Linked DNA regions of Homo sapiens: region 2 is linked to region 1. The links are chromatin loops, found by intact Hi-C in ENCODE. Cell type or tissue: Calu3. All regions are shown on one strand. Links, peaks and the distances in the headings refer to the core of each region. The heading gives the core; the rest is flanking DNA. Region 1 has its middle 35 kb from the start of LINC02310. Region 2 has its middle 14 kb from the start of FRMD6-AS1.

Region 1 (15,756 bases), core at 4,734-12,733:
ATGTGTAAGCACCAACATTTCTATTTTAAACATTTGTAGAAAATATTCCTAAGATGAATTATAAATTTCTCTGTATTTTTAACGAGTATATTCAACAGTTTAAGCTTTCCTTCATGACTCAAGATCATTACTACTAACATCAATTATTACACATGCTTTACCACAGTGGTGGCCTCAGGATCTGCTGAAGTTTGTTAGCTCTTTATCCACATGCTAAATAGATCAAGGGCGCTGCGCTTTCTTATCTTTTGTTTACACTAATTAACAAGGGTTTGTTTTCCTGCTGAATTCTTTGTTTTAACATTTCTAACTGGCTGTTCTTCATACATTAGCATAATGCCAAGGGTGGATCCGAAATTTTAGGGAACTGAAGCTCAGACAATTGTTGGTTGTTGGGAGGAGGGACTCTTAAAAAAAAATACAAAATTACAAATACAAAATTAGATACCAAATTGGACAGTGGGCATATTCCTGGAAGACATTCCTACTCTGGTTACGCTAGCAATAATTTAATAATACACAGAAGTAACTATAAAATATACATATATATTCCAACAAACCCTAATTGACTTCTACTTAGCTAGAGCTCAAAAAACGCCTACAGCCTCTTCAATGCCATCTGACATGAGGTGATGTGTGCTGGAGGGCAAGTCAGAGTGGCAGCAGGCAGTCTGAACCAATTGTGGTTAAGATATCTTACCTTTGGAAATTTTACAAAACCGTGTGACCTAGTGAACACGTTAGTGGGTCACTTACTGTGGACCTGCCTTCCTAATAGTCTGATGCAGTATTACTCTCTTCTGAACTAAAAACCCAAAGCCAACCTTGACAGAGTTTTACATGAATTAAGAAAGAAAAGGCTCAGAATAAAGACTGACGTACCTACTTGGAATAAAGCAAAGAGCCTTGCATGCATAGAGTTTGAGACATATGCATAAAATGTCTCTTTGGCTTATCTCTTATTTCTAGCTGTGCTTCACCAGGTGAGGAAAAATGAGCCAATCTCTTAGAGTCATTCTTTCCCCCAAAAAATCTTTATGTTCTTTCACTGGAGCAAGATTCCTGATTCCTATACAGTGATGTATTTACTAAACAGAGACCTATACAGAAATTACATACTATCCATCTACATAGGTTGTTACACTTTTGCCTGTTGGTGGGATAGTTCCATTTATCAAGTTTTATACATCAAAAAGCTTTGAATTTCACCAGATTGTCCATTAATTCTCCTCTGAAAAAGTGGCATTTAATTTCAGCTATTATACTTTAACAACATTAAAAAGCTTCCGCATTACGCTTCTTCTCTGCAAAATGGCATTGAGCAGACAGAGCTGAGTCCATTACCCCACCCAGATTTATATAGTCATATTTGAACAACTTTACACCAGAGAGCTGGGACAGTTACTCCTAATTAACACAGACTTCTTACTCTGAGAGCCCATCTTCTTGGCCACATTTTACATAGCCAGTGAAGACATGCCAGCAACTGCCCTATATATAGCTTGGCATTAAAGCACCAGGTCTATTTGATGGTAGTGGCAGGCACTATTACTTTATATCCCGGTAAAAGGCAAATTTTAAAAACTGCCACCTGGAGATTAAAAATCAAGGGCACAACGTTCTGAGAACTGAGTATTGAGCATTCTGGTATCCCAAATGATGTGAATATTATCAGAAACCAATGGCGAATGGTACCCATGTTTCCCAGCTAGGGAGATATTAACAGAATGATTCAAATCCCATTACTAAATCCACATAGCCCTGAGGTTTTCCTGTAAAGTGTGTATCAAAAAATATGAAGTTAGGGTGACAAAGTTTGACAGTGATGTTATACAAGTCAAACTTGGAAGGTCATAGTAAGCATATCTATGCTGAGAGAAAAGCATCAAATCCTTTGTGTACACATTTAGTTGTATCGTAACAAAGCAACTTGTACACTTTTAACCTTTAAAACTGAGCATCATCTTTCCTTTCCTTCCAGTGAAACAAAAAGAAAATTTAAAAATAAACAGGAACAAAATTACGATAGAGAATGTCAATTCCAAATAAGATCCTACAGGTTCTGCTGATTCTCCCATTGAGTGGCAGGGCTCAAGTCATCATTCAGAGAGAATTTATTTTAAAAGTGTCATCTTAAACTGTAAGGATGTCTGTCAAATATCACAATTGAACATGCCAAAGCAGAAGCCATGCTGTCAAAATGCCCACTTAACCCAAACATCTCCAACCCACCCTTTGCACCTTCTATAACTCCATTTTTTAAAGTGTTTTTGTCTTTTTTTAAACAAGAGAAAGTAGACAGATGCATGTTGGGAAATGCTAACTGTGCATATTCACATAGAGACATGGTGTACTCTCTGAGCCCAAGGTACAGAGAAAGGAGAAAAGAAGCTAGAATTCTGTGCACTGCTACACAGAGGCCTCACAACTTCCAGCTTCCAGCAGAGCAAAGGGAACAGGTTTTTCTTTTTTCCCACAGAGTTCAGTGGTGTTGATTCTGTACAGTTTTTGTTCAGACAGGAAAGGATAAAAATGAATTTTGAACAGAAAGGGGTAGAGACACTTTTTCCATTGTATTCTGCTCAAGGTATTTCTCCCAAAATAAGTTGAGAACCATGGTGTAGAGAAAAGAGATCTCAAGAACAGGGCGACTGAGCACAAGAGGAAAAAAAAGGGAAAAAGGAAGACTGCAACTTGCTCCCAGGGATTGGAGAAAATTTTTTAAAAAAGAAAGTTGGGGCCGGGAGCGGTGGCTCACGCCTGTAATCCCAGCACTTTGAGAGGCCGAGGCGGGCGGATCACAAGTTCAGGAGATTGAGGCCATCCTGGCTAACACGGTGAAATCCCGTCTCTACTAAAAATACAAAAAATTAGCCGGGTGTGGTGGTGCTTGCCTGTAGTCCCAGCTACTCGGGAGGCTGAGGCAGGAGAATCGCTTGAACCCGGCAGGCGGAGGTTGCAGTGAGCCGAGATCGCGCCACTGCACTCCAGCTTGGGCGACAGAGCGAGACTCCATCCCAAAAGGAGACAGACTCTTTGCAGGAACATGGATGAAGTTGGAAACCGTCATTCTCAGCAAACTATCACAAGGACAGATAACCAAACACTGCATGTTCTCACTCATAGGTGGGAGTCGAACAATGAGAACACATGGAAACAGGGCAGGGAACATCACACACCGGGGCCTGTCGGGGGGTGGGGGCCCGGGGGAGGGATAGCATTAGGAGAAATACCTAATGTAAATGATGAGTTGATGGGTGCAGCAAACCAACATGGCAATGTATACCTATGTAACAAACTTGCACGTTGTGCACATGTATCCCAGAACTTAAGTATAATAATTTAAAAAAGAAGGTTGGAATCCATCAGTGTTCTGTTAGTCATCTTCTCCTTCATCCTCCTCTCCCTCCCCTTCATCATCATCTTCTTCTTCTTCACCTTCATCCTCATCCCCTTCTTCATCAATACCTTCTAATCCTTTCTCCTCTTCTTCATCATCATCTTCTCCTTCTCCTTCTTCATCTTCATCATCATCTTCTCCTTCTCCTTCTTCATCTTCATCATCATCTTCTCCTTCTCCTTCTTCATCATCCATATCGGAAACCAAGTAGTACTGTAATAGGTTTGGCCAAATATCATCTTTGATGACCTCTCCTAACTCATTAGCCCCTACATCAGAATGGTCAGTAAACCAGGTAAAAAACTCTCTAGTTCCGCATGCTGCTTCTTCCTGCTGGCTTTATTCTGTGTTTAACTTGAATGTTTTGTCAAATCCTTTCCAGATTTCCATTTGATTTCAGTGGACTTTGAAGATGGATCACCTCTCTCATTCAGATGAAATTCTTTGGAGAGAATTTTATTTCCAAAGTAAGGATTTTCATCAAAATAAAAATCTATTCAGCAATTTGATTTAATGTCATCAAATTCCATCACTTCGACTCTGGTCAAGTAATGCACTGCCTCTTCGTCCTCCTCCCCAAGCAGTGCAGACACTTTTGGATGGTTAACAAATGTTGTTACCCAAAAATCTGGGATTTTGGCAATCAATTCTGACCTCTTCTGAGAAAATTATTTACGGAGTTTGTTATATTTCTGTTCTACTTTCAAAATCTCCTCACTGGCTTGTTCATTAAGTCTGTCTATTTCATTTCGTACTTTATCAATGTGTTCAATTGCTTCTTGCTCTTCTTCTCCCTTCTTCAGTAAGCCTGCAGAAGTCAATGTCTTCTCTGGTCTCAGGGCAGGAGGTGGTCTTGGTTTCTTCACTTGAGGTGGGAGTGGAGACAGGTGTTTGGGGGCCATGTGGCTAAGGAAGTCCAAGAACCAGACCACAGGTCTCCTCGCTCATCAGGAAGCAGGCAAAAAACTCAGGGTCATTTTTTAAGAGCATTTTCTTAATATGAATAATCTTTTTTAGTTGACATTTAATAATTGTACATATTTATGGAGTACAGTGTGATATTTCAATACCTGTATACAATGCACAATGATCAAATCAAGGTAATTAGTGTCACCTCAAACATTTTTTGTGTTGAGAACATTCAAAGTTCTCTCTTGTAGCCATTTTAAAATATTAAATAAATAATAACTATCATCACCCCACAGTGCTATAGAACACTAGAACTTACTCCTCTTATCTAGCTGTAATTTCATATTGGTTAAAAAATCCTTTCCTTATCTCCCCTTCCCTCTACCCTTCCCAGGTTCTAGTTAGCACTATTTAGTAATAGTTTTGAATATGATTTAAGTTAAAGTAACCATGATCATCTGTAGTTTGTACTGTTTTCAGTAGTAAAAATTCAAGACTTGGACTCTTAAGGTTTCTAATAAAAAGCAAATGTTTACTTGTACTTCCCTTTGTTCCTCTTTACCAGTTATTTCTTTTTAATGTTTACACTTCGTTTCTTTTTTTTTTTTTTTAAATAGAGATGGGATTTCGCCATGTTGCCCAGGCCAGGCTGGTCTCGAACTCTTGGGCTCAAGTGATCCTCCCACCTCAGCCTTCCAAAGTGCTAGGATTATAGGCATGAGCCACTATGCCCAGCCTAATTTTTAAATTTTGAAATAATTTTGGACTTAGAGAAAAGCTGCAAAGTTCAGAGATCCCTGATATGCTTTACCCAGTTTTCTTGACCACATCTTATATAGTCTTAGTAAGATGATCAAAACCAGGAAATTGACATTGATACAATACCACTAACTAATCCGTAGACGCTGTTGAAATAATTTTGCCAGTTTTCCCACTAATGTCTTTTTTACTGGTACGATCCAGGATTCCACATTGTATTCGGTTGTCATGTGTCCTAAGTGTTCTCTAATTTGTGACAGACAGCACCTTAGTCTTTTTTGTCTCCCACAACAGTGACACTTTTGAAGCCTACTAGCCAGTTATTTTGAAAAATCTCCCTAGACTTTGATCTGATAATTTCTCATGATTATACTTTTTTGCAAGAATAACGTAGAGGAGATGTTGTGCCCTTCTCAGTGTCCCATATCAAGAAATACACAATATTAGGTGATATTAACTTTGATGACTTGGGTAAGGTGATGCATGCCAGGTTTTTCTACCAAAAAGACATTTTTTTCCCTTTGTAATAATTAGGAGAAAATTTAAGACTATGCAAATAGTCTTATTTCTTCATTAATTTTAGTGCCCAATGATGGTTCTTATCTGAACATTTATTGCTATTTGCCTAAGAATAATTTTTATTTAAATAATTTCCTCTACATTTATTAATCAGAATCCTACTGTAAGAAAGAATTGTCCTTTCTCAATTACTCATGTCAATTTAGAGCCATAGATACTTATTACAATTTTTTAATTGTTGTTGCTCAAATTGTCCCAATTTTTACTACAAAAGGAACCCCTTCAAGTTTCTTACATTCTTTCAGCATGTCCCCATCAGTTTTTGAGTACTTCCTTACCTTCTGGCATCACAAGATGTTCCAGACTAATCTTATCATTTCACTGGCTCAATCCTGGAGTCAACCAATTCTACAAGGAACCCTGGTTCCTTTTATTGAAGAATGGCATTTAACAACCAAAATATAGGTGGTAGACATGCTCATTGCTACTGGGATGTCATGAGGTATAGAAAATATGTGTCTGTATATTACATATGTATATATACATCTACATTTACTTCTTTATGCCACCTGTGTACATAATAAAAATCATGAGTTTACGCTGATACCTCCTATTCTAACACTATAGGGTTTATTCTAGCTTCCTCCCCCTTCCTTATTTTTAACTTATTTCTTCTACTTGAGAAATGGGGCTCTCATTATTCACAATGTTTTTATTTATTTGTTCAGTCCTAGTAGATATGTAGCTTCAGAATTGCTAAAGCATATCCCTATGAGTATTTACCAAATAGATTAAGATATTTGCGTACAGTTCGTTTTATAATACTTGCATACAGTAGTCTTTGGTGCTATAGTATATAGTCAAAATACTATTTCCAATGCTACTTTTCTTACTGTTGTGTTCTATTTGGGGTTCCCCCAGCATCTGGGTTGAATTTAATTAATTATAATGGGAGAGGGGGACATTCCCATAGTTCTAAGAGTCAGCGCTATATAGTAAAGGCATATTCAGAAAAGTACTGCTCACACCTTGCTTCTACCACTCTGTTCTCATTTCCCATTCTTTCCACCCTGTTTCCATCTACCCTCTGTAGGTAACCAATCTCGTTACTCCTGGCTTATTTTTTCTGTATATTATTCCCCGTCGGGTTAGCAAAAATTAATAAATTTTACAACACGTTCCGTTAGTGAAGCTATATGTAAATAGGCATAGCATACTTAGGCACAAATGAGCAGATATGTATTTAGTATGATATGAGCTTTTAGTATTCCATTTTTTCTCACATCAAGCATAGTATACTACACATATTCTTTGCATTTTACTTTTCTCACTTAAAAGTATGTCCGGGAAAATCACTACCTATTATTTCAGAGAGATTTTCCTCATTTTTTTTACAGATATATAGTACTCCATGTATAAATGAACCATGGTTTTATTCAATCATTCTTCTATCTGTAGGCATTTAGACTGATTCCAATATTTTGCAATTACAAATCATGCTTCAATGAACAATCTTGTATATATGTACTGTCATATCATTGGAAGTGAATTTTGGGCTAGATTTCTAAAATGAGATTTCTGAGTCAAACAGTAAACGCACATGTAGCTTTGTAAAGTAATGTCAAATTTCACTTTTAAAAGGTTGTACCAGCTTGACATCCTACCAGAAATGCATGTAACAGAATGTGTTGTAAAATTTATTAATTTTTGCCAGCCTGACAGGCAAGAAATCGTATCTCAGTGTTGTTTTAATTGTATTCCTCTAATTATGAGTGAGTGTGAACAAGTTTCATGTTTAAGGGCCATTTCTATTTCATTTGCTGTGAATTGTCTGCTCACGAAAGCAAAGCCAGCAACAGAAATGGACAGGAAACTTTCACATCTGGCTCCCAGGATAGGCCCTGCCCCCTGGATTGAGCTCCATGGAGACCTTAGACTTGCCTGCTTTCTCAGCCCTATTCATACACCCAGCACCCAGGGCAGACAGAATTCTATTCCTCCCAGAGGTGGTCCGTGACCTCAGTACTGCAGTTTGGTTGGTGTCTTAACCAAGCTCAATGGTCTGAGTATTCAGGGTTACGGTTATTTTTAGGTTTCCTGTGACAATAAAAAACATTTTCTGCAGATGCTTAAAAGTAAGCCCTGTGTTTGGTGTAGAAATCACAAAGTTAACAATTAACATGGGCCCTGGGTATCTTCACATTTGAGTGTCAGGCATTGGTCCTCATGTTTCATACTGGGAAAAGTCAATCAACTCACCATTTGGCAAAGGTCAAAGCAGGGGACTGACCTTATGACTGATGATTCTGTGTTCCAGACCACTGTGAATTCCTCTACCTGTTTGCAAAAGAAAAAGGGAATTTTCCTGAGTTTCAGTTGAATTAATCACATTTAACAGCTCTTCAGAGGAAAAAAAAAATCAATCTTGTAAATTACAAGTACTGCCAGGGGAGCCTTACATTAGGCATCACTTCCATGTATATAGTCAGACCAGAATGAAGCTGGATTTGATCCCTTGAGGTTGAACTGTCACCAAAGGCAGCATTTCCGCTACTCTCTATCTTTTCAATAATGTAAATAAAGAACTGGATCAATCTGAACAACAGAGTCATTACTGTATCTTAATTCAATGTTTTCTGCTATTAATACATCTTGTCTTCTTTTGATTCTCTAACTCAAAAGAGCTTGTCGTTATGTGTTATTTGTTTAATTTAGTACCATTATCAAATTAAATAAGGAAGTATCTTCCTTTGCTTGTAGTCTCCAGGGCTGGAAGGGAAGTAATGCAGTAACTGTACAAGCCTTATTTAGCTCACACAGCTCAATGGTACCCTTGCAAAGTGGGTGACTTTAAAAGGGATACTTTCTTTCCACATGAGCAATCTCATCAAGAACTCTTTTAGCCTGACACCTAAAAGCTGCTCTACTTGCATATGACCTCTATTTGTTAGTTACATGGGATTAAGGAAAATTGATCTATCCTTAGGGTCCCCTTTACCCTAAACTGCTCATAAATTCATCTATAATTTGGAAAAAATAAATAAAGGGAAAATAGCTAAGGGGAGTCTATCACCAACTTCAGGTAAAATTCAAGGTCTTGTTTGTATTACCAGCTCTATTTCTGTATACCTAAATCTATGATGTTTCAGTTATGGACCACGAACTATAAACTCAAGTTCACTTTCACTGCAACATTGGTTAAGAAGGAGGTGCTGTCAATGCAGGCATTAATCATCTCAAGAACATTCAGAGTATGAAATGGTTTCCCTGACTTTGATGTAAACAAAAATGTTTCAAACTTTTCCCTTTCTGTACCGGGTAGTACTGTGGGTGACTTTTCTGGAGTCTTTTTAGGAGAGATAGAATGAGTTGAAAACATATCAATTTGCATGTTTTATGGAAAACAATTTCTGTTAGAGCCACTGGCATACTAAAATTACTCAATACTGACTGAAATAAGGAGTCTATTTTAGAAGGACTTCCAGCTTGGGTGACCAGTTTCCTGTTTGCAAACTTTGAAAATCTCTTATCGGGGCAATGGCTTAACCATTAATAAGAAAAACACAGTCCCCTTCTCTAATTCTGCAATTGCCTTGTTGAACTTGGCCATCCACAGGTATGATGGCTCACTGCCCATTAAGGCATTTTGACACTCTTCTGGGTATATATAGAAAACAATAACCTCAATTGTCTAAAAACAGAGAGACTTTAAAATCAGCATATACATATCCTCATAAACACACACACACAGTCTTCTGCACACATACATACTCCATACATGAATAGCAATGTCCTTACTAACATATTAAATATCCCTTTCAGTTCTTCTGTCTTTAGCGGTTCCCATTTCAGAGCCACACCACAGATTCTTTGTGTCCTAAGTCCATAAGAAGCATCCCAAGCATTCTTGCAAGCCCTGTGGCTCGGCTCATGCAACTGGGAATAAAAGATCCCTTGAATACAAATGGTAATGCTCATGCTAGCAGCTGCCACCCAAGGGTAGCAAACACCATGCAGTTCATGTTTTGTACTGCTGCTTTTTGTTCTGAGTGAAAGATGAGAGATATGTTCTCACTGGGGAATTCTTTGGTTCTGATTTAAGCGGGGAGAAGAACAGAGGGTTTTTTTTGTTGTTTTTTGTTTTTTTTTTTATGATTCCCTGTGGCATGTAGAGTTTGACCTTGACTTTTTAACTACCACGAACACATGAACTTCTACCCCAGATTATGCCTAAACTTTCAAAATAAAGGAATTAAAAAAAACAACTCCAATTTGCGTGGAGCTACTACTTTCAGCTTTCAAAATCCTGTAAGGTGTATTGTTAACAGCAGTGGGTTAGATCTTCTGCTATTAGTGGAGGCCAGAAAAGAATACTTTGGGAAAGGTCAGCAGTACTTAACAGGAGCTGAAGGAAGTGAGCAACTATATTTAAAGACTTAGGATGGAGTATGGTTTCACTTTACACACAAAGAACTCTTTCTTTCGGCTTTTAACGTTGAGGTGGATAAATTCTGAAAACTCACAGAGGGATTTGTTGTTGACTTGTAAATCCAAACTTACATGTCATGAATTTCATTACTCTATCTCTCATTCCCCGGAACAGCCCATGGCATTGAACATCTTTTGCCTGGCATAATCACATGGAACACAAAGCCTCTACTGAATCTTATGGAATGAAAGAATGCATGTTGAATTCAATTTTATTTCTTTTTCTTTCTTCTTGAGCTTCATGCATTTAAAATGGGCGTACATCCTCAGAAAGTCAAGTGCCTGAGGATGTTACTAGTGATGTAGACATAACTTTTTGCCCCAAGGTGGTGGGTATAAATCTAGACTGAGTCAGGGCAATCAAGAGGAAATTGATGAGTTGTGTGTTTTCTGTGAAAAGAATTTCTCCCCATTGATAGTTACTATTCAACATCCTTACAATGTCTCAAAGTCCCACAAGTGAAAGGGAACTGAGAGACAAGTAATCTAACTTCCTTATTTTATAAATATTAAAAATAAGATGGGGAAAATATACATGACTTGCCCAAGATCATAGAGGTAGTAATGTCAAAGCTGGGACTTTGTCAAGTTTTCCTCACTCCTGTCCAGTGCTTGGTCTCTTTTAAAAGCCCACGACACTTAATTGAATGTTAAATGGGGGAAACGGATCATTCTGTCCAAACGCATGAGATGTCCTTAGCCACATAAAAGTAGTTTACTTAGGGAGCCATCATACCTGTGCTCGACAAAGTTCAATGAGGGAATTGCAGAATTAGAGAAGAAAATGGTTTGGTAATGTGTGGATAAAGGGCTAGAGGGAAACAAACAAACAAAAAAAAATCTTCATGACTACCCAGGTGAAACTGTTTTTGAACGGCTGGGTTGCACATTAGAATCACCTGGGGGAGAGTTCTGATTATCTACTGCTGCATAACAAACCACAACAAAATTTAGTAGCTGAAAACAACAGCCATTTCATGAGAGCTCACAATTTTGAGGAAGAGGAATTGGAGCAAGTCTTAACCAGGTGATTCTTCTGCTCCTTGTGGTGTCAATTGGGATTAGTCGGTGGCATTTAGCTGGCAGCTGAACTGGTTTGGAGAATCAAAGATGACTTCACACACATGCTTTATTCACATGCTTGGTGCCTTGATAGGAACAAATGGGAATTTGAGCTCACCTGTTCTCTTCTCTTTTCTCTTCTCCTCTTCTCTTCCCTTTTCTTTTCTCTCCCCTCTCTCTCCCACCCTCTCTCTCCCCTCTCTCTCCCACCCTCTCTCTCCCCTCTGTCTCTCACCCTCTCTCTCCCCCTCTGTCTCTCCCCTTCTCTCTCTCTCCCCCTCTCTCTCTCCATGTAGCCTCAGGGAATATCTTCATAGTCTTCACATATGGCAAAGGTAGCTTGGGGCTCAAGAAACTGATAGAAACTGCCATTCTTTTTAAGGACCAGGCTTAGTGTTACTTCTGCCATTCTCTATTGGCAAAAGCAGTCAGGCAGCCCAGACCCACAAGGATTGGAAATAAATCCCACCTCCTAGTGGGAGAGGTATCAAAGAATTTGTAGCCATCTTTAATCTGCTGTAGCCCATCCTCTAGCCCCTAATTATTTATATTCCTGCCACATTCAAAGTTCACTCACCCTCTCCCACAACCCCCAAGATTCTCATCTCATTACAGCAACAGGCTCAGACTGGAGGTCCAGGATCGCATTTTCTAAATCATGTCTTGGTGCATATGAAGCTATCAGGTATGTTTCTTTAAATACAGTTCCTCTTCATCTGAAGACTTGTAACCTGGAGACTGGAGTTGTCTGCTCCATATACGCAGCATATAATGACCACACTGAGATCATTGCAGTAGACACTCAAGTTCAAAAGTGGGAGGGGCACAACGGGAATCACAGAAGTCACTTGTACATGGCAATTCTGAAATAGTTGGGCACGTGACACCAATTCCTTCATTCAAGCCCTGATTTAATTGGGTCGGGTGGGGGGCAGCCTGGGCACTGATAGTTTGTATTGGCTCCCCAGGTGATTCTAATGCATAGTCAGGGTTGGAATCACTGACCTAGGAAGTTCACCTGGCACCTTTAGTGTTCAAAGAAAAAGGAAAATACTCACTTGAAAAGTTTGAGTATGTCCTAAAGTGTGTTCTCATTTCACTTTGAGTCTTTTTTAAAATGTAGATTCTTCCCACAGCCCAGACTTACTGAACCCAAACTCCTTTTAACAAGCCTCCACCTCCCAAAACGATTCCCGTGCCACAAAAAGTTCACATCCACTGGATGTACCTCTTTGTAAAAATGTAGTTATATTTTGTGAATTTTTAAAGAATGTGGTAGTATTGTACATCCGTTGTTTGCTGGTCAATGTTTAACAACCAGGTCTTTGGGGAAGAAAAATCTTTGATGTATAGTGGGTGCCAATTTCTGTGGTGTAGATACTCCCACCATGGCTGCTTTCAAGTTCAGCGCAACATCAGAAAGCTTGCAAACTTCCTGAAAATGTACAATTACCTTTCACAAGACAGCACAAGCTAACAAGTATACCACTGCATGCTCACTTATGTTCACATCTCTATACGAAGTGGAAAACACGGGAACAGCATGTTTGAAGTAAGGCTGTCTTAGGTAAAAATCCTAATTCTGCAACTTATAGCCAACACGTGACCCATGACAAATTTGTTTTCTTCTCTAAGTCTCAATGTTTGCATAAGTAAAATGGGGATGACAATACTAGCACTACTTCAGGGGTTAAGTTTTCCCATTTCTTTTCAATCACATATTCCCAAAGTTCTATGTGCTTCTCCTCCCATAAGGTTCTTCATACATTCATAATTTAATTGTGTGCCTTCCTCAAATGCCTGAGCTATGTGAAGCCAAATTGTACCTCTTTCTTTTGGACCCATATGCACGGTGATCAGCAAAGTGGCTGGCATATGCCAAATAAATAATGTATTGCTCCACTCCCTCCTCCTGCATGCATGGCAGACAACAGTAACAGGTCATGACACTTGTATACAAGAGGATAAATAATTTGAGGAAAATGTGCTCTAGGGAACTTCCCCACAGTTGGAACTAGCCCATGAGATAAACCGATTTTCCACCTTGCTATAAGTTCTGCTAATAAAAGGTCCTGAGCCTCAAGGAAAAAAATAATATACCTACTAGGTCTCAGAAAGCAATTATTTTAACTTTACCATTTCAATAGGACTTAGACTCTCATATCTGATGAGGAGGGGAGAAAAGAAAGTTAAAGAAAAATTGGTAACTGTTCCATTTTCCAGTAGGCTAATTCCAATCCAGATCTATTTTCTTGTGGTCATTTTGGGCTCAGGCAAATTCTGCTCTGTCAGCTCTAAGCTAATGCAGTGGGGTGAAACAATAGGAGGTGAAGCCAGGGATCAGGCCCCATCCCATTCCTCACAACAGCCTGCGAGCCAGGGTCCTCACTGCCACTTCAAGGTCTAATAAGGAAGGTAGCAGAGAAGCTTGGAGTTCAAGAGAAAGTTCTCCACACTAGGTGAGCCCTCTCTGAGAAGAGAACGAGAAGGGTCTTAAACTCTGCACTCTCTGTTCCACTCCCCCCATCTCACGGTACCTGGCATCTCTTATCCTACTTAGTGTAGCTGATCTGCATTCAAGGTTATACATTACTTGTGTATTCATTCAGCAAATATTTATTAAGTCCAAATTTTCTAGGCATTGAGTAAATAAAGTGCAAAAATACATATAGTCTTCTCTGTTGAGAAGTTTGCCATCCACTTAGGAAAATAGAGGGTATATTAAAAAAACTATAGTACAAGGTAGAAAGTCATGTGTTGTAAGTGAACACAGACAAAAGTAGAGACTTCTGAGAGAGCGGGGTCTAATTCTAGTGGGGAGTGGGGCTTGCAGGTGGATGGGAAGGACACACAGACGCGGGCACAGTCAGAGAGTGCAAATGGTGAGGCTGAGACACCACGTGACTAGGTGGAGGATCTGGAGGGGATGGAATGGAAAACACAATCAGGATATCTTGATTGCCAGGCTAAGTTCCAAGAGAAGTAGAAGGTTTTTGAATATAACTAACGATTATGACAAACACTTCAAGAAAAAGTCACCAAGCAGTAATGGTGACAGAGACAACAGGGGGAATCAATAAAATGGGATATTTGTTAGGAAACCATTACAAGAATCCAAAAATGAGGGCCCATGTTGAACAAGATTGTTAACAATTATGAGACTGGATTTGGAGAGCATGAAAGAGGAAAAAATATATAAAGTTCAGGGCAGGGTGGCCAGGAAGATCCATCCACTCATTCAGCACATAATCACTGTGCTTTTGCTATGTGCCAGGCATCACACTCAAGAGTATTCAGTGCTGAAAAAAACAGACTTCATCCCTGCCAGGCGGAGCATAGAGGATAGTCAGGAAATCAGACTAGAGACAAGAAAAGATGAAACAATTACAAGTGTAGTTGGAAGTGTCATGATGGAAGTTCACAGAGTGACAGGAGAGGACAAGAGGAGAGACCTACTCAGAGAGGGTGGTCTGGGGTAGGTTATCTGTGCAGGCAACATTCTGCTGATCCTAGAGGGATGAGGAGACTGCAGCCATACACAGAATGTGGCTGAGACAGGGAAAGGGGACACATTTTAGGAAGAAGAGGCTGTGTGGAAAAGACCCTGAGACCTGAACAGGGGGAAGTGATAGAACAGAATATGAGAACTGGAAAAGAGAAGGTGAGTTTGAGACATATTACAGATGAGGAGCCAGTGGGCGCCCAGAAGAAGATATCAAGCAGTTGCTGACAAGCTCAGAAGAGAGGATCACCTGCATGGAGGTGGTCATTTGGCAGGGTTTTCCAAGGAGAGGGATGGAAGATGTATGGACACACAAGACACAGGATATATGGACATACAAATAGAATCCTGGGGCGTGCAGGGTCAGTCCTGGGAATCCTCAGGGGGTCACAGGTCCAGCTTGTGAACCGAGGTGGTGGAGAATAAAGAGCCCTTCAGGGGCTCAAGGACGAGGATAATCAGGGAGGGAGCCAAGACCAGGGCAGGGAATGAGATTGGGTGGCAGCATCCAGCCCAGCCAAAGTCCCGTCCATTGCCCAACAGCATGGGCAGCATTGCTTGGTGCCAGTGAGGGCAGAGGATGGAGCCTGGGGAGACAAAAGGAGGAAAGGGCTGGGGGCAAATGCTGCCCGAGCTGAAGTGGATGCAATGGCCCTGGTGGTAAAGAACCATGACCCGGAATTCCCTGTCTCAGCTGTTTTGTATGAAAGCTAGTCCTGCCCAAGTCAAAATGCACCATGTGTTCACAGGAACTGCTGACCTTTTGTCCTCTTGTGAGTGACTAGAGCAGAGTTAGAGAAGGGAGTTGATCTGGAGAAATCTACAACTAAATTAATGGCTCAGAAAAGATAAAAGTGTGATAACAGCTGCTTTTTCTCACACTTCTTTCCCCTTCTTGGAGACCTTTTCTTTTCCCATAAGCTTTGTTGATTGTTGCTAAATAGCCATACAATACACACCAACTTTTTTACATCTGCAAGAATGAGAGACAGAAATTCCTCTTTGGAACGCTGTTTCAGACAACAACAAAGCCACAGGGAGGAGTTTAGCTGCAGTGATGCTGTGGGACTCCCTGAAGAGGGGGATGTACCAAAAGCCACATCTCCTTAGAAGAGAG
Region 2 (15,756 bases), core at 4,240-12,239, 210 kb before region 1:
GATCTCCTGACCTCATGATCCACCTGCCTGGGCCTCCCAAAGTGCTGGGATTACAGGCTTGAGCCACCGCACCCGGCCTCTCTTCAGTGTTTTGTGATATCAATGTGTGCCTAAGACATACTGAACTGGAACAGTGGGAGGGGTGAACATCTGTCTTTCAGAATACGCATGTACAGCCTGGCCAATGCTGGCTTTCTTGAGAATACCAACAAAAGTTCCACTGGCAAAGAGCATTTATGAAACCTGTCCATTCTGTTTTAATTTAGTTACCCTGGGTAGGTTATAAGCATAACAAATGTGCCTTTGAACTTGTTTTTGATTGCTTAAGAAAGAATCATGAGTAAAAGTACAAATAAGATATCCTAAGCCAAATGTGGTGGCTCCTGCCTGTAATCTCAGCACTTTGGGAGGCCAAGGCAGGTGGATCGCTTGAGCCCAGGAGTTCGAGACCAGCCTGGATAACATAGTGAAACCCTATCTCTATAAAAATAAAAAATAAAAAAATAAAAAATTAGCTGGGCGGAGTGGCTTGCAGCTATGGTCCCAGCTACTCCTCAGGAGGTTCACTTGAGGTGGAGGTTCACTTGAGCCCGGGAGGTCAAGGCTGGAGTGAGCTGTGATCATGCCACTGCACTCAATCTGAGTGACAGAGTAAGACACTGTCTCAAGAAGAAGAAGAAAAAAAGGCTCTCCTAGCTCTGGAATTTCATGGGAAGTTCACTGAGGCTAAAGGACTTGGTGCAGCCTCCAAGGGACACCCTACCTGTCCATGGTGGTTGGGATTTGGTTATAAAACAAGATGCTGATGTGCTAGCTATACTAACTGGTTGGATGAAAGGAAGACAGTACCTTGAAACACCCGACATAAGATCGCTGTTTCTCCTCTCACCTGATTCTAGGTTAGAAACAAAATCTGCATTCATTTTGATTTGGCTTGGCTATGAAACCAAATGCCAGAAAATATTAAGAAAGTTTTCTACAGGCAAGGTAGTGGTTAGATTTTTCATTTTCAAAGGTAGCCTAATAAATTATTCTATTAGCCTAAACAGACTTCTTATACTTCAGTTCTTCAAGGAAAGAACACTGCTAATTAGATCATGGAGATTGAATTAGAAATTATGGATTGGAAGATTGGTCTCAAAGGACCCCAGATTCAGATGTTTACTTTTGACATGTATGGAGAAAAGAAAGTACTGGCCAATAGCACTCTTAACTAGATTTAGCTTCAAGAGGAAGACTGGGGGCGAGGAAATACGCTCTCTTGTAAAAACATTTTTATATATTTGTTATTCCTATATAATTAAGCCATACATTCCATGTGATTTCTTGAGCAGAAAAACAGAATCAGCATTTTTAGTGATTTTCTGTTCTGCAAATAGTCCATATTGGATCATTTTGTCACACTTATACCCCAATTTAAAGGATAATGAGGAGACACATTAATATATGATAGTTTTATGTACAATACAGACTTAATATACAAATCATTGTGAAATATTAACACATCACTTATTTTTATAGCACATTTTACTATCTGATTTATGAATATGTTAACTGTCTCTCCTTTTAGAATTTAAGCTTCACGTGAGCACAGATCTAAAATCTCTCTAACTGCTATGGCCCCATTCATCTAGAACAGTATCTGACACATATTTGTTGAATGAATGAATCCCATAAATTACACGTAGAGATCAGGGAGGGAGAGAGAGAGAGAGAGAGTGAGTGAGTGTGTGTGTGTGTGTGTGTGTGTGTGTGTGTGTGAAGGGTGAGGCAGAGAAATCTGAGATGCACTGAGATGAGAACAGAAAAGGATTAACATTTTTTGAGAAGCTTCTGGGCCGGATATCTCAGGTATTGATGAAAAATGATCTATCCCTTAAGAAGCCTTGGTTGATTTGAATGGGACACCTTATATCACTCAGTTCACGTAATGTTTATTTTTTTCAAGTGTCAATGTATGGTATAATTAATATTCTATTGATGTTCCTTATTGTATATTTTATTTCTATTTTTAGCCTTCCCCCTGCATTGATATCAGTGGATCTAATTCAAATTTGGGAAGGATTACCTATTTTTGATGTTCTGTGATGTTGATTGAATAACTAAAACTGTAATTATTAATTTCTTAATAAGAAATCATTCAACTAAAGTGAAACTATACTTAACTATACATCCTCCAGCTTTTCAAGATATTAAGAAGTTTATTAGCAGGATTTTACTAGAGTGGTTATTGTTGAATTCTTTGCTCACAAAACATTTTGATGAGATACGCTTGGGAACAGAATAGTTTGAGTTGAACAAGGAAAAATGTGTGGCCTTGCCTCCATTTGCTCAGCCTCCGCCACCTCCATCCAAGGTTTAACTGCACCTTGTGTTTCCTGGAGCTGCTCCATCTCTGAACCTTTGGACTGGAAACTACTCTGTCCACCACATCTGCCACTGTCACCATCTCCCCCTAGACTTTCAGTCCCCAAACCCCTCCCTGTTCTTTCAGTTTATTAGCCGTTTTTTGGCTTGACTTCTTTCCTTTTCAGTTTAATCGCTGAGTGGTCTCGTGTCCCAATCCCTTTGACCTTCTAATCCAGCTTTCTTAACAATCCCAAAATTCAGGTCAACTCAATCATCCGTTTTCTTACATTTTGCTTTAAAGACATTGAAGAAGCCTAAAGAAAATTGAATAAATGAGTTGATTAGTCACATCACCAAGACAACAGTTTGGTCAGTGAAACACTCATAGCTGTTGGGTCAACTTTTTATTCATCCCTGCCTGGCTGTCTTTCCTTTTCATCACACAGTGACTGTTCACATGTTTATGACTCTCCACAGGTTCCTCATCCCACTCTGAAATCCTGCCACTCTCAATGGTCAACCGAGCCTTACTCTTGCTGGTCACTGATCTGTGACGTTTATATGTATTACCTTGTTGAATCTTCACAACAGCCCTTTGAAGAAGATATTATCCCTGGTTTACAGATGCCCAAGTTCTTAAAGAAAATAAGTAGTGATGCTTGGATCTGAACCTAGGAAATCTGACTCTAAGCTCATGCCCTTTGTCCCTAAACTGCCTTGCTTCTGGTACAGACTTGGTCAGGCATTTTCTCCCTAGAGCTTCAGTCCTTTCCACCTACAGATTTTTCCGTATCTTTCTCCTAGGCCATTCTCTCCTGACTCTTCTCAGTTAATCTCCTCCTACCAAAGCTCTGTATCCCCTGCTCCCCTGGCTCTTTTAGGGCTTTCTCCATCATTGATTTGTTGATTCATTTAGCAGATACTTATTAAGTATTGTATACTAGGTCTTAGGGACACAGGTAAACAAAACCTAATCTCTAGTCCTGGAGCTTTACATTCAAATTATTCCTCTAAAATATTTAACATCTCACCATGCCCTAGGCCATCTTCCTCCTACAGAAATGCTGAAGTGACTGTATATTTCATACTACATCTAGCACCACACCTGATGAGGCACCAGGAACATGTTTGACAGAGGGACAAATAATTCCAGGTAAAGTAATCAAGCTTTGGAAGTTTGTTCTTAGTCTCTAGCCTCCTTTGTATTATTTATTTATTTATTTACTTAGGAGATGGAGTTTCTCTCTTGTCGCCCAGGATGGAGGGCAATGGCGTGATCTCGGCTCACTGCAACCTCCACCTCCGGGTTCAAGCAATTCTGCCTCAGTCTCCCAAGTAGCTGGCATTACAGGTGTGCTCTGCCACACCTGACTAATTTTTCTATTATTAGTAGAGACAGGGTTTCACAATGTTGGCCAGGCTGGTCTCAAACTCCTGACCTCAGGTGATGCCCCCACCTTGGCCTCCCAAAGTGCTGGGATTACAAGCGTGAGCCACCATGCCCGGCCTCTGGCCTCCTTTTTCTAAAAAGTAGCCCACTTCAGATGTTGAAAACCCTCTCTCTCTCTCACTATGTTCCCTTCTGAGCAGACTCAGAAAGGTTCTGAAAACCAACCCTTTGCCATTAATGACTGACTAGTTGTACTTTCACTGAAATCCCACCAAAATCACCTCAAACTAGTACCTACAGTTTAAGCCTTTAAGTCTATGATTGTGAAACAAAAGGTACGTGGCCTTATTAATAAATTTTGGCATCTGTAAGGTGGGAGATAATCGTGAGACAAGGGAACCTTCAAAGCCATATTTTGTCACTTCTAGTGGTCCTTGGATAGGGGGTGATTTTGCCCCTACGAGAACATTTGGCAATGTCTGGAGGTATTTTTGGTGTCACAGCTTTATGGGGAAAGCGGGGAGGAGGGACAGTGCTACTGTAGGCTTCCAGCAAGCAGAGGCTAGGGATGCTGCTCAACGTCCTACAACACAGGGGACAGAACCTCACAACAAAGAATTGCTGCCCCGACTTGAAAGCCACTGATCGAAAGGGTGAACTTGACTGGAACATTGAGGTGCCCTGTGAGTCAGGGCAGTTAGTATCTGGGGGATGCTGGCTGAGCCTGCCAAGTGTCTATTGAAAAGTTGCTGGAGGTGAAGGATCATGTCTTTGGGACCTAAAGAGTGAGATATTTGGACTCAGTTTCTGCCTCCACCGTTCCCCTAACTTTATTTGGATCTTCCCACAGCCCCAAGACGTTCAGTACACATTTTATCTCGTCCTAGATCACCTTCTTTTTTAGTATGTAGAGATTTTGAGGGGAAAGGTAAATAGGAGACTCTTTCTCAACAGAGGTAGGATAAGATTTATCTTAATCCCAATTAAACAATAGTGAAGACCCAAAAGAAAAAAGTTGGAAACCTAAGCTTTTCACTTAATAGCAATGAAGAATCAATTTATTGAACAAAAATTAAGTCTTAAAGGAGGAGAATAGGCAGGGCATGGTGGCTCACACCTGTAATCCCAGCACTTTGGGAGGCTAAGGCGAATGGATCACTTGAGGACAGGAGTTCAAGACCAGCCTGGCCAACATAGGGAAACCCCCTCTCTACTAAATAAATAAATAAATACAAAAAATTAGCAGGGTGTGGTGGCATCGCCTATAATCCCAGCTACTTGGGAGGCTGAGGCGTGAGAATTGCTTGAACCTGGGAGGTGGAGGTTGCAGTGAGCTGAGATCGTGCCACTGTACTCCAGCCTGGGTGACAGAGCAAGACTCTGTCAAAAAAGAAAAAAAAAAGGAAAGTTATGTTAATAAAGTATAAACTCCAAAATTTAACCAGAAGTTAGTGGATATTAGCTCTTACCATGGAAAATTATCATTACTTAAATAATTTGCTAAATTTTATTTTTAAGTGGTTTAGTAGAAATATATTTAATAGATGAAACTATGTGTGTTTTAAACAAATAGCTACTGCCAAATATGTAGAAGTAAACATTGAAATGATTATTAGGGCTATCAAGAATTGTTTGTATAAATCAAACCAATCAGATTCATATGGATTAAAGCCATTTTCTTATTTTTATACTTTTATTGTTCATCATATCACTAGCATTTACAATAAAGAATATATAATTATGAATTCAAATATACTCAAATTCTCATGAAGACAAAACCCAAGAAGAATAGTTGTAAACGGGATCATTAAGCACCTTTTTCAAATATTGCCTGATTTCCACTTAGACTTATTAGCTGATTGCTTTTAGACAGTGGTTTCCAAACTTGGCAATGTATCAGTACCATTTAAGAACTGGTGACAGGGCCAGGAATCTCCAATTAAAATATCAGCAAAAAGATCCAAATGATTTTGATACCCATTCATGACATACAGGTAGTTGCCCTGTTGATGCTTATACTAAAACAAGTTTTAAATGAAGAGGCCAGATCTAAAATATTTCTGAAATGTTTAATTTGAAGCCCCAAAATGCTTTAGGTATTGTAACTCTATCCTTACCTTCCAAGGAATAAAAACGTGGAGGGGGAGGAATGTGGTAAAATGTGATTAGTAATCTTTTTGTCACAATAAGGACATTGACGTCAGTGCATCTAATTCAGATTGGGGAAGGACTGCCTGTTTTTAATTTTCTGGGATGTTAATGGAATAACTAAAACTGTAATTATTAATTTGGTCAATAAGAAGTCATTCAACTAAAGAAAGCACTGGAACCTACCAGTCTTAGTGAATAACATAATTGCATCTAGTCCCCAGAAGCTTCTACATCAACCTAATAATGTATACATGAATCATATTCTTAATTAACATTTCCATAAATATGCTGAAGGGCAGCTCAAAGAAAATGGAATACAGACTGAACAGGATATACAGGCATCCCAATTTCTACTCCTTCCCATTCATAGCTTGCTCTTTTGATGCTGCCTAATAGATATCTCTATATTTTACATATATTTAGGGACATATTTCATCTCCACTGTACTGACCCACTAAGGGCTTTGGCTCATAGATAAATACGAGGTTGCATGGATAGATACTGTTTTATTCTATGAACGACAAGTTCAAAAGGGTGGTTTCCAGGAATGCAACGCATTTGAAATAATCATTTAAAATAATGACAGCTGATCATCTACTGTTTACTGTGTGTTTTAGATGCTATGCCAAGTTTAGGTTTATTATCTAATTTAGTCATAACAGCACATCATGAAATAGGTACCATCATAATTCCTATTTTACAAATAATGAAACCAGAAAACAGACAAGTTACCCAAAGTTAGTAGCTTATTAATAGTGGAGTTTAATAATAATAATTATTTTTTTTTTTTGAGATGGAGTCTTGCTCTGTCACCCAGGCTGGAGTGCAGTGGCGCAATCTCAGCTCGCTGCAAGCTCCGCCTACCGGGTTCACGCCATTCTCCTGCCTCAGCCTCCCGATTAGCTGGGACTACAGGCGCCTGCCACGACGCCCGGCTAATTTTTTGTATTTTTAGTAGAGACAGGGTTTCACCGTGTTGGTCAGCATGGTCTCGATCTCCTGACCTCGTGATCCGCCCGCCTCAGTCTCCCAAAGTGCTGGGATGTAATAATTATTTTTGTGTGTGAACTCGGCAGAGAAGTATGTAAATAATTTTTTAAAAAACAAAGGAAAAGAAAAGTCCTGTGGCAAAAAATGGGAACACCTAGTTTTAATAAAAAAAAAAAATCCTGACACTTGAAGTGTCCACTTTCTTAGCAGAGAGTGGCTGATTTTCGGACAGCAAAAACTATGTATCAGAAAACCGGGAGAAGAACCCAAGATATGTCCCTGCTCAAACTGATTCAAACTTAGATATGTATATGGAACAGGAAGGACTGGGAACAAAATTCTTAGCCCATTTCTAGTGGGTAGAACATTTAAAAATAATTACAAGGAATTATGTGAGGTCATTTGGCAAGAAGGAGTCAATAGGGCAGTGTTGGATGACACCTCTTCCATTCCAACAGTGTAAGCTCTACTGTGTCTTAAATTGATCAGACTAAAAAAGAATGATCAAAGTTCTCAGATAGGTTGCTACACCCCTCTACATTCCATCTGCAACTCAGCTTTTGTCCTTCAAGTTTCTAATTGCTTCATTTGAGCCATACACTCAGTATAAAGGAGAAAGTTGGACAATCTGGGTCACAAATGGGGAGCTGACTGACAGTCCCCTGGAATCACCTTTGCCTTCAGTCCCTATCATTGCGGGAGCCAGGTTGTAAAATCTAGCATGGAACAAGAGGCTCATCTGTCAGCTGTGGCTCCCGGAGCAGTAGCCCGGCAGTAAGTGTCTCCAGGAGGAATGTGAACAATGCGGAACCACCCACATCTGGAGGCTCCCAGTCTCAATGGAGTAGTAGGGACAGAGTTACTGTTTGCACTGGCATTGGGGATTGGCACTATGCTATCCGCTCTCACTCAGCTTATTACCCATGGAAGGAATTTGGCAAACTTTTTTTTTTAAGACAAGGTCTTGCTCTGTCATCCAGGCTGGAATACAGTGGTGTGATCATAGCTCTCTGCAACCTCAAACTCCTGGACTCGTGATCCCCCCACCTCAGCCTTCCAAGTAGTGACGACTACAGGCTTATGCAACCACACTCAACTAATTTTGTAAATTTTTGTAGACACAAGGGTTCACTGTGTTGTCCAGGCTGGTCCTGGTCTCAAACTCCTGGGCTGAAGCCATCCTTCCACCTTGGCCTCCCAAAGTGCTGGTATTACAGGCGTGAGCCACCACGCTTGGCAGACTTTATTTCTTAAAGATTGCCGTCTTACTCAGCATCTTGGAGAACTCACAAATAAATGTCCCTGAGTTTCGAGACAAGCCAGCCATTAAAATCTTTTAGGGGGATCCAGAGAAGATGAGTTAAATTGGAATGGACTTGAAAAAACTGATTTAGTTGGATTTATGGATCACAGTCATGAAAAGGTAAAGATACCAACTTGTTTTGTGAATTTAATCTTTATTCCTTACTTTTTTGCCCCTACTGTTTGTAATTCCTACTTTATAATGAAATCCTTCTTGTGACTTATAGAAATTAACTGGGGAAAATGTTTTTCTGTTCTCCATTTCCTTTAAGTTTGTTTTTAGATACACTGCATTGCAAGTATGTGTGGTACAGTAAAATGTTGCTAATTGTATCTGCGCTGATAAGATGCCATTTGCTCTAGGTCAGTTTCCTACCCCCTCCCCCAACTATTCCTAGCCAGTGGTAGCATGCTTCTTACTTCCAAATATATGTGTGTGTGTGTGTGTGTGTGTGTGTGTGTGTGTGCCTGTGTGTATCAACAATGTGATCCTAAAATAAAAGAATGACATATATTTGACATTATTTACATACTAAATATGGGAGCACATAAATCAATTACAGAATAAAATCAATTTTTCAAGGATTTTGATGTAATGGTTTTTATTCAAAATGTTTCTTCCTTTCCTTAGGTAGAATTTTCTGCCAATTATTTTAAAGAAAAATGAAGATTTATTTTTTAAATGTGAAATGCAGTTTTTTTCTCTTTTTTGAGACAGGGTCACGCTCCGTCACCCAGGCTGGAGTGCAGTGGCAGGATTACAACTCACTGCAGCCTTGACCTCCCAGGCTCAAGCAATCCTCCCACTTCAGCCTCCCACGTAGTTGGAACTATAGGTGTACACCACCATGCCCAGCTAATTATTATTATTTGTAGAGACAGGGTCTCCCTGTGTTGCCCAGACTGGTCTCAAACTCCTGGGCTTAAGCCATCCTCCCACCTCAACCTCCCAAAGTGCTGGGATTACAGGCATGAGCCACTGTGCCCAGCCTACAATTACTATTTACTTAAAATGTTTATTAATGTGAGAAAATGTTTCAGAATGAATCTGGTCTTTTTTCTCTACAGTGGCCTCACCCTTACTTTTCTTTCTTAGCCCTCTTGGGAAAGGGGCTCCCTGCTTCTCCCCTCACGTCACCCCTCTCACAGTGCTTAATGGGGACCTATAAACAACAACTCCGTGGCCCCGGGGAAACAAGCACCTTACCTTGTAACAACGAAGACCTTTAAGGGGTCACATCCCACATTCTGGCCTTTTCCCCTCTAAACTTTATCATCAAATTTAACCTTTCATATGATAACTAACACTTGGACAGCATTTTATAGTTTTTAATCCACCAGCATTATCTCATTTGCCTCACAAAAACAGGAGGAGGCTAGGGAGTCCAGGGACTTCCTGAGCCATCTTCAACACAAGTCAGCATTTCACAGGGCTCCTTTCCTCCAGCTGCCCAGCCAGCGCAATTTAGTTATTGGCAGAAAGGAATAGAACTTTACGGCAGGAATATGGACCAACAGTCAGGCAGTGATCTCCACCAGCTTTCCTCACAAAGGCTAAAGCAACTCCATTGGATGCTAATCTGCCATGTTGACTAATGACTAAACCTTTTCTGGGAAGGACTCTAAGATTTCCAGTTTATCTTTTGTAATTTGTTTAAATCCTGCCCTTAGGTCAAAACAACCTTGATGTTATCAAACCTCAATTGTCCTTCACATCCCATCTGAATCATGCATACCCTTTCCCTATATAAACCCTGGCTCCGGGGAGTAATGGGGCGGGGATCCACCATCTTGTCTCACCACCACCTGAGGCCCAAGACACAGACGCAACTTCTGCTCCTAAGTCCCTATTAAATGTTTCTCCCTAAGAAACTGAATTTGTCAGCCTCTTTCTTTGCCTTCCGCTTTCTCGGACTTTGGGAGTAGGTTTGTATAGACCTGTCCACTGCATAACTCACTCATGCTGCAAATGTGAGCATATATAGGACGGAGTAAAGAGCTAGGTGTACACTACGGGATTGTTTTATTGTGTTCTTTAGCAGGAAAATAGGAGTGTTTTTCTACATAAAGCCTCGATGGAAAAGATAAATTATAGCTGCTTTACTGAGTGATTACTACATGTCAGGTATTCTACTTAAGAGAGTACTTTGCAAGTATTTTTTTATTCTACCTCCCAACAAATCTGTGAAGCAGATGGCATTATTTATTTATCACTTTTAAAAATATGAGGTAATAGGAGACACACAGAAGTCCTTTGTCCTGAGTTCTAAAGCTAGATTTCAACCCAGTCTGACTGCAGAGAATGTGTTCTCAAAAGCTAAATAATCTGCCTTATGGTAAAATTTACTTAAAACGTTAAACTAAATGAGAGCACTTAAAATTATTTTCTAAATCTACTTTTTAAAAAATTGGATAACCAAGGGCTTTTACTGATATGCTGAAGATTGTGTTTGCCAGTACTTGGGCTCCTGTAATTCAGAATGGCATTGGGTCCCTGAAAAGCACACAGCTAGACTCTGCCTCCTTTTTGTTTTGTTTTGTTTTAAAAAGATAGGGTCCTGCTGGAGTGCAGTGCAGTGCCACAATCATAGCTTACTGCAGACTTAAACTCCTAGGTCAAACGATCCTCTTGCCTCAGTCTCCAGAGTGGCTGGGATCACAGGCACACGCTAATATGCCCAGCTTGCTTGCTTATTTATTTATTTGAATTGAATTGAAGATGGAGTCTCACTGTGTTTCCCAGGCTGTTCTCAAACTCCTGGCCTCAACTGACCTCTGTACCTCAGCCTCCCAAAGTGCTGGAATTACAGGTGTGAACCACAGTACCAGGTCTCTGCCTGCTTAATACTGGTAAAGAAGTTGAAGCCTTACTCGGGAGGCTGAGGCAGGAGGACCACTGGAGCCCAGGAGTTCGGGACCAGCCTGGGCAATATACTGAGACCCTGTCTCATTTGAAAAAAAGAAAAAAAGCAGCAGCTTAACAACCAAGCACCGGTCAGTAGCCTCTGGTAGAAGAATAACCAGAAAATTGACTCTATTTTAGACCTGGAAAAAATATATAGATAATTTAATCTAACGTTTTCATTTTATAGATGAAAAAACTGAAGCTTGAAGCAGTTATGTGGCTTTACCAGGGTACATATCACTAACTAGTGGCAGGGCCAGAGTTCAAGCCTGGCCTTTCTGACTGCATTCTCGAAGTTATACTAACTAGGCTGCCTCCAAATTTGTGAGAGGGAATTTTCTATTTCCTTTTCCAGTGTTTTAAAAAATGTCAAAAGCTAACATTTATGTATTTTAGTAAATTTATCTTTTTTTTTTCCTTTTTTATAGACATTGGTAAATGAAAATTTGTTTGGATTTCCCAAGAGTACTTGAATTTCATGATTTTACATTTCCTACAAAGGGGTCAGACTCAGCAATTTAATTTTCATGGACTAAGAGCTTTCATCAAAGCCTTCATCTTAACAAATAATTGGTTTTGGGAATAGGGGATAGAGATAATTCGGAGAGAGGATAAGCATTCATTCATTAATTCACGCAGACATGTATTGCATGCCTATTTTAGACACTGTGCTAGGTACAAGTCATACAAATATGGCAAAGTTCTTTCCCTTGAGGAATAATTTTTTCCTTCCTTCCCTATTAGCAAAGAATCTGATGTATTCTTGCTGGTCTTAAATTAGGTTACTATCTCCCAACGTGTAATAAGAGTACTACTTATTGTATGCCACATGATTTTAGGTGATAACAGACAAGCACTTAAAAAAACAATTATATACACTTCAGTGTATGAAGATGTAGTTATATAGTCATTTCAATGTAGAAAAAAGATAGTTCACAAATCCATATTTGTGGACGTTGTATCTTAGGACATGGCTAATCATGTCGTTGATCTGCTTTTTGCAGACTGTCTGAACTACATGCATGATGCACAGGCATGTTCTGTAAACCTGCCATCACATTTTAAAAATATGATTCAGATTTTTGAAAGTACCGAAGAAATGGATTAATAGCATGGATTCTGCATGTACTGAATTTCTGTGTTAATCGCTGCATTATTTAAAAGATACATCAAATTGTCACTGCTGAAATTTGATAGTAATTTAGTATGTGAAGTATTGTACGTAACTTTATTATGCTAATCACAAACAGTTCCACTCTAAGGAACTTATATTTGGGTATACATGTTAGAAATTGATTAGAGTTATTATTTGTATTCTTTTCTTGAAAATATCTTGTTTCTAAAACAAAACACTGCTTTTTATTACAATTTTATGGTTACCTTAAACTATGACATATAATTATTTCTTTTTTTTTTTTTTTTTTTTTTTGACAGGGTCTTGTTCTGTTGCTCAAGCTGGAGTGCAGTGGCATGATCTTAGCTCACTGCAGTCTCCACCTCCTGGGCTCAGGTGATCCTCGTTTCTCAGCCTTTCAAGAGCTGGGACCACAGGCATGAGTCACCATGCCCAACTAATTTTTGCATTTTTTGTAGAGACAGGGTTTCACCATGCTGCCCAGGCTGGTCTTGAACTCCTGGGCTCAAGAGATTTGCCCACCTGGGCCTCCCAAAGTGCTGGGACTACAGGCATGAGCTACCGCACCCAGCCAAAAAAACCCTGATAATATGATTTTAAAAAATAAAAAAAAAAAAGAGGAGGTAAATAATAACAAACTCCTAGGCTTAATCTCCAGAGAGTTTGATTTGGTAGATTTGGGGCTAAGAAATCTGTATTTAAAAAACTTTTCATCATGTAAAATTTGAAACTATAAAAAGACTTGTTAAAAAAAATCCTCACATATCCCATTAGATTGAACAGTTATTAACATTTGCTTTATTTGCTACATCTATTTTTTTAGATATTTTAAAGCAAATTCTAGACATCTTGATATTTTACACGAAATGCATGAGTTTGCCTCTTAAAAATGCCATTTTGTTATATAACCAGATACCATAATCACACCTAACAAATTTAATAATAATTTCTTAGCATTTAAAATTTCCATGTCCCCAAAATGTCATCTTACAGTTGGCTTGTTGGAATTCAGGTCCAAACAAGTTCCATGCCTTCCCTTTAGTTATTGTGCAAGTTAGTTTTGTTTTTTAAAGAAGAATTCCCCTTTTACCTGAAACTGCCATTAACCAGTGTCTCAATCAGGCTGGCCCTCTAGGCTTCTCTAAGACAATTCAGATGTAGAAAGAAAGGGCCATGGACATTCTTCTTTCAATATATTTCCATCCTCTATGGATTTATCAGACCACATTCTTTTTGGAGATCTTAGAAAGACAGGATGGGTGTGAGATGGAGAGGGGTGAGATGGAGAGAACTGCAGATAGCCAGGAAACCATCCTTCTAAAGGAACTATGCCTTTTCTGGGCCATCTTTCCCCAAAATGTTTTAAAAAAGATTTCTGAGATTAAGTTTTTCTTTTCAAGCAGCTCAAGTGGTACAACACACAGCATCTCTCTTTTGGAGGCTCATAATGCACATTGAATATACTGTATTAAAGACTCTTTGGAGTTCCACAAAGAAATTTTACTCGTGTTTCCTAAGCGTATTTTATTATGGAGTTGTGTTCTGTCCCCAGCAGATCACCTTAATTAATATCTCTTGTGTATTACTTCATTCTCACGCTGCTATAAGGATGTTCCCAAGACTGGGTAATTTATAAAGGAAAGAGGTCTAATTAACTCAAAGTTCAGCATGGCTGGGGAGGCCTCAGGAAACTTAGAATCATGGCAGAAGGGGAAGCAAACACATCCTTCTTCACAGGGTGGCAGAAAGGAGAAGCATGAGAACCAAGCAAAGGGGGATAAAACCATCAGATCTCTTGAGAACTCACTAGCACAAGAATAGTGTGAGGGAAACCACCTCTGTGATTCTATTTCCTCCCACCAGGTCCCTCCCTCCACATGTGGAGATTATGGGAACTACAATTCAAGATGAGATTTGGGTGGGGACACAGCCAAATCATATCACTTGGAGCATAGTTTGGGAAGAACATCGATCTATGCTAATGTTATTACTGCTTTTCTTAGGGACACCAATCAGAATTTGTTGCGACAAAACACCATGTAGTCACTTTTGCTAATTTTCACTCTCACTCTTAGACCCTGTGGTGTTAACTAGTATTTTTATTCCCATTCAAAGATAACTGATATTAAATACATGATACGAGCTGAGTAAAATCTACTGCCAGAGTTAGGATTGCATTTAAAGCCCTAAAATTTGAAGACTTAAAATCTTACTTGAGTCTTATTTGAGTTGTTAAAAATTCAAATAATCCCCAATTACCAGAAGCTGTGCTGACAATGGTAAAGAGAAAAAGTGATTTCACAGCATATTATTCGTATTTGCACCTCCCATTCTCTGTCCCTTTTACCACCTTCTCTACCTAAGCATGAACAACCCTTAGCTTCCTTAGCTTGATTCTAGAAGGAACAGAACTAATGAAAGTAGACATTCTAAAGATAAAAAGTATTACTTTTTCCTCTTTCGATGACCATATAAACATTTACCAAAAAAAATGGAGTGTGAGACACATAAATCAAATGTTCCTAAAGACAGAGATTAAGGAGGCATTCACTGTGGAATCTGTGAATGTGTTTCTTTGAGAGAATTCCTCCAAGTGCCCTGTAACTTCTTGTAAGTGCTCCGTTCCTTCTATATATTGCTCTGGCTTCCACCATGCAGAGATACCAGGTGGTGGTGGGTGGCAATGACATCAGTAAAGATTCGTCTTACCCAAGAGAAGCAGAACTATTACTCAAAAAATGTACCAGTTTAATTCTGGAACTTCTCAGTTTCTCACCTTGGGTAGCAAAACTGTCTCTGTGGATTTTCTCTGCACTATCTGGGCAAGTACTCAGAATGAGCAATCCTTTCTTGGTGGGAGAAAATTAAAATGCCTTTTCAATAAGCAGGAATCCCACTCCTCTACATTCCTTCTGAAACTGCCAATTTGACTCTTGGTCCTCAGGGTTTGAAGTATGCATATACATATGGCAGCAGAGTGTGGAAATGAGTGGAAGCCTTGTACTACAAGATAATTGTTGGCTGTATAATTTAGGTGTAATAATTGGCCATTGTAAAATCCCATTGTTACATTTTCTCATTAGTTGACATTTACATGCACTTTCTTCCACCTGCTCATTAAGGCTTATTTATTTATGTATTTTTTTAGAGACAGGATCTCATTTTGCACCTAGGCTGGAGTGCAGTGGTGCAGTCATGGCTGACTGCAGCCTTGACCTCCTGGGCTCAAATGATCCTCCCACCTCAGCCTCCCAAGTAGCTGGGACTACAGGCGCATGCCACCATGCCTGGCTACTTTTTTTATTTTCTTGTGGAGACAGGGTCTTTTTTGCCCAGGCTGGTCTCAAATGCCTGGCCTCAAGCAGTCCCCTGACTTTGGCTTCCCAAAGTGCTGGCATTTCAGGCATGAGCCACTGCACTCAACCTAAAATGTTTCTTCTTTGTTTTTTTAATTCTCAGTTGGCATAATGAAATAAAATCCAACTTCGAACTAGATGACATGGGCTTGAATCCCAGCTTCACTCACTATCTGTG

What was found. Hi-C counts contacts between places; a loop is a spot of excess contacts. Peaks named below come from ENCODE experiments on the same cell type or tissue, not always from the same donor. Only the 100,000 strongest peaks of a DNase experiment are listed, where the experiment ranks them.
Region 2: it touches region 1 in a loop (2.8-fold over the local background); 2 of 110 quality-filtered maps call a loop at or near these places.

What each region holds. Positions count from the first base shown.
Region 1 is chr14:51,424,584-51,440,339 of GRCh38, reverse strand. It overlaps a transcript of FRMD6 not described here and the pseudogene SETP2. Among named protein-coding and RNA genes, the nearest start is that of LINC02310, 35 kb to the right of the region's middle. In Calu3, for the core only: no CTCF peak of the experiment used is centred there; a DNase peak (open chromatin) is centred at 9,199.
Region 2 is chr14:51,630,359-51,646,114 of GRCh38, reverse strand. It overlaps a transcript of FRMD6 not described here. Among named protein-coding and RNA genes, the nearest start is that of FRMD6-AS1, 14 kb to the left of the region's middle. In Calu3, for the core only: no CTCF peak of the experiment used is centred there; no DNase peak of the experiment used is centred there.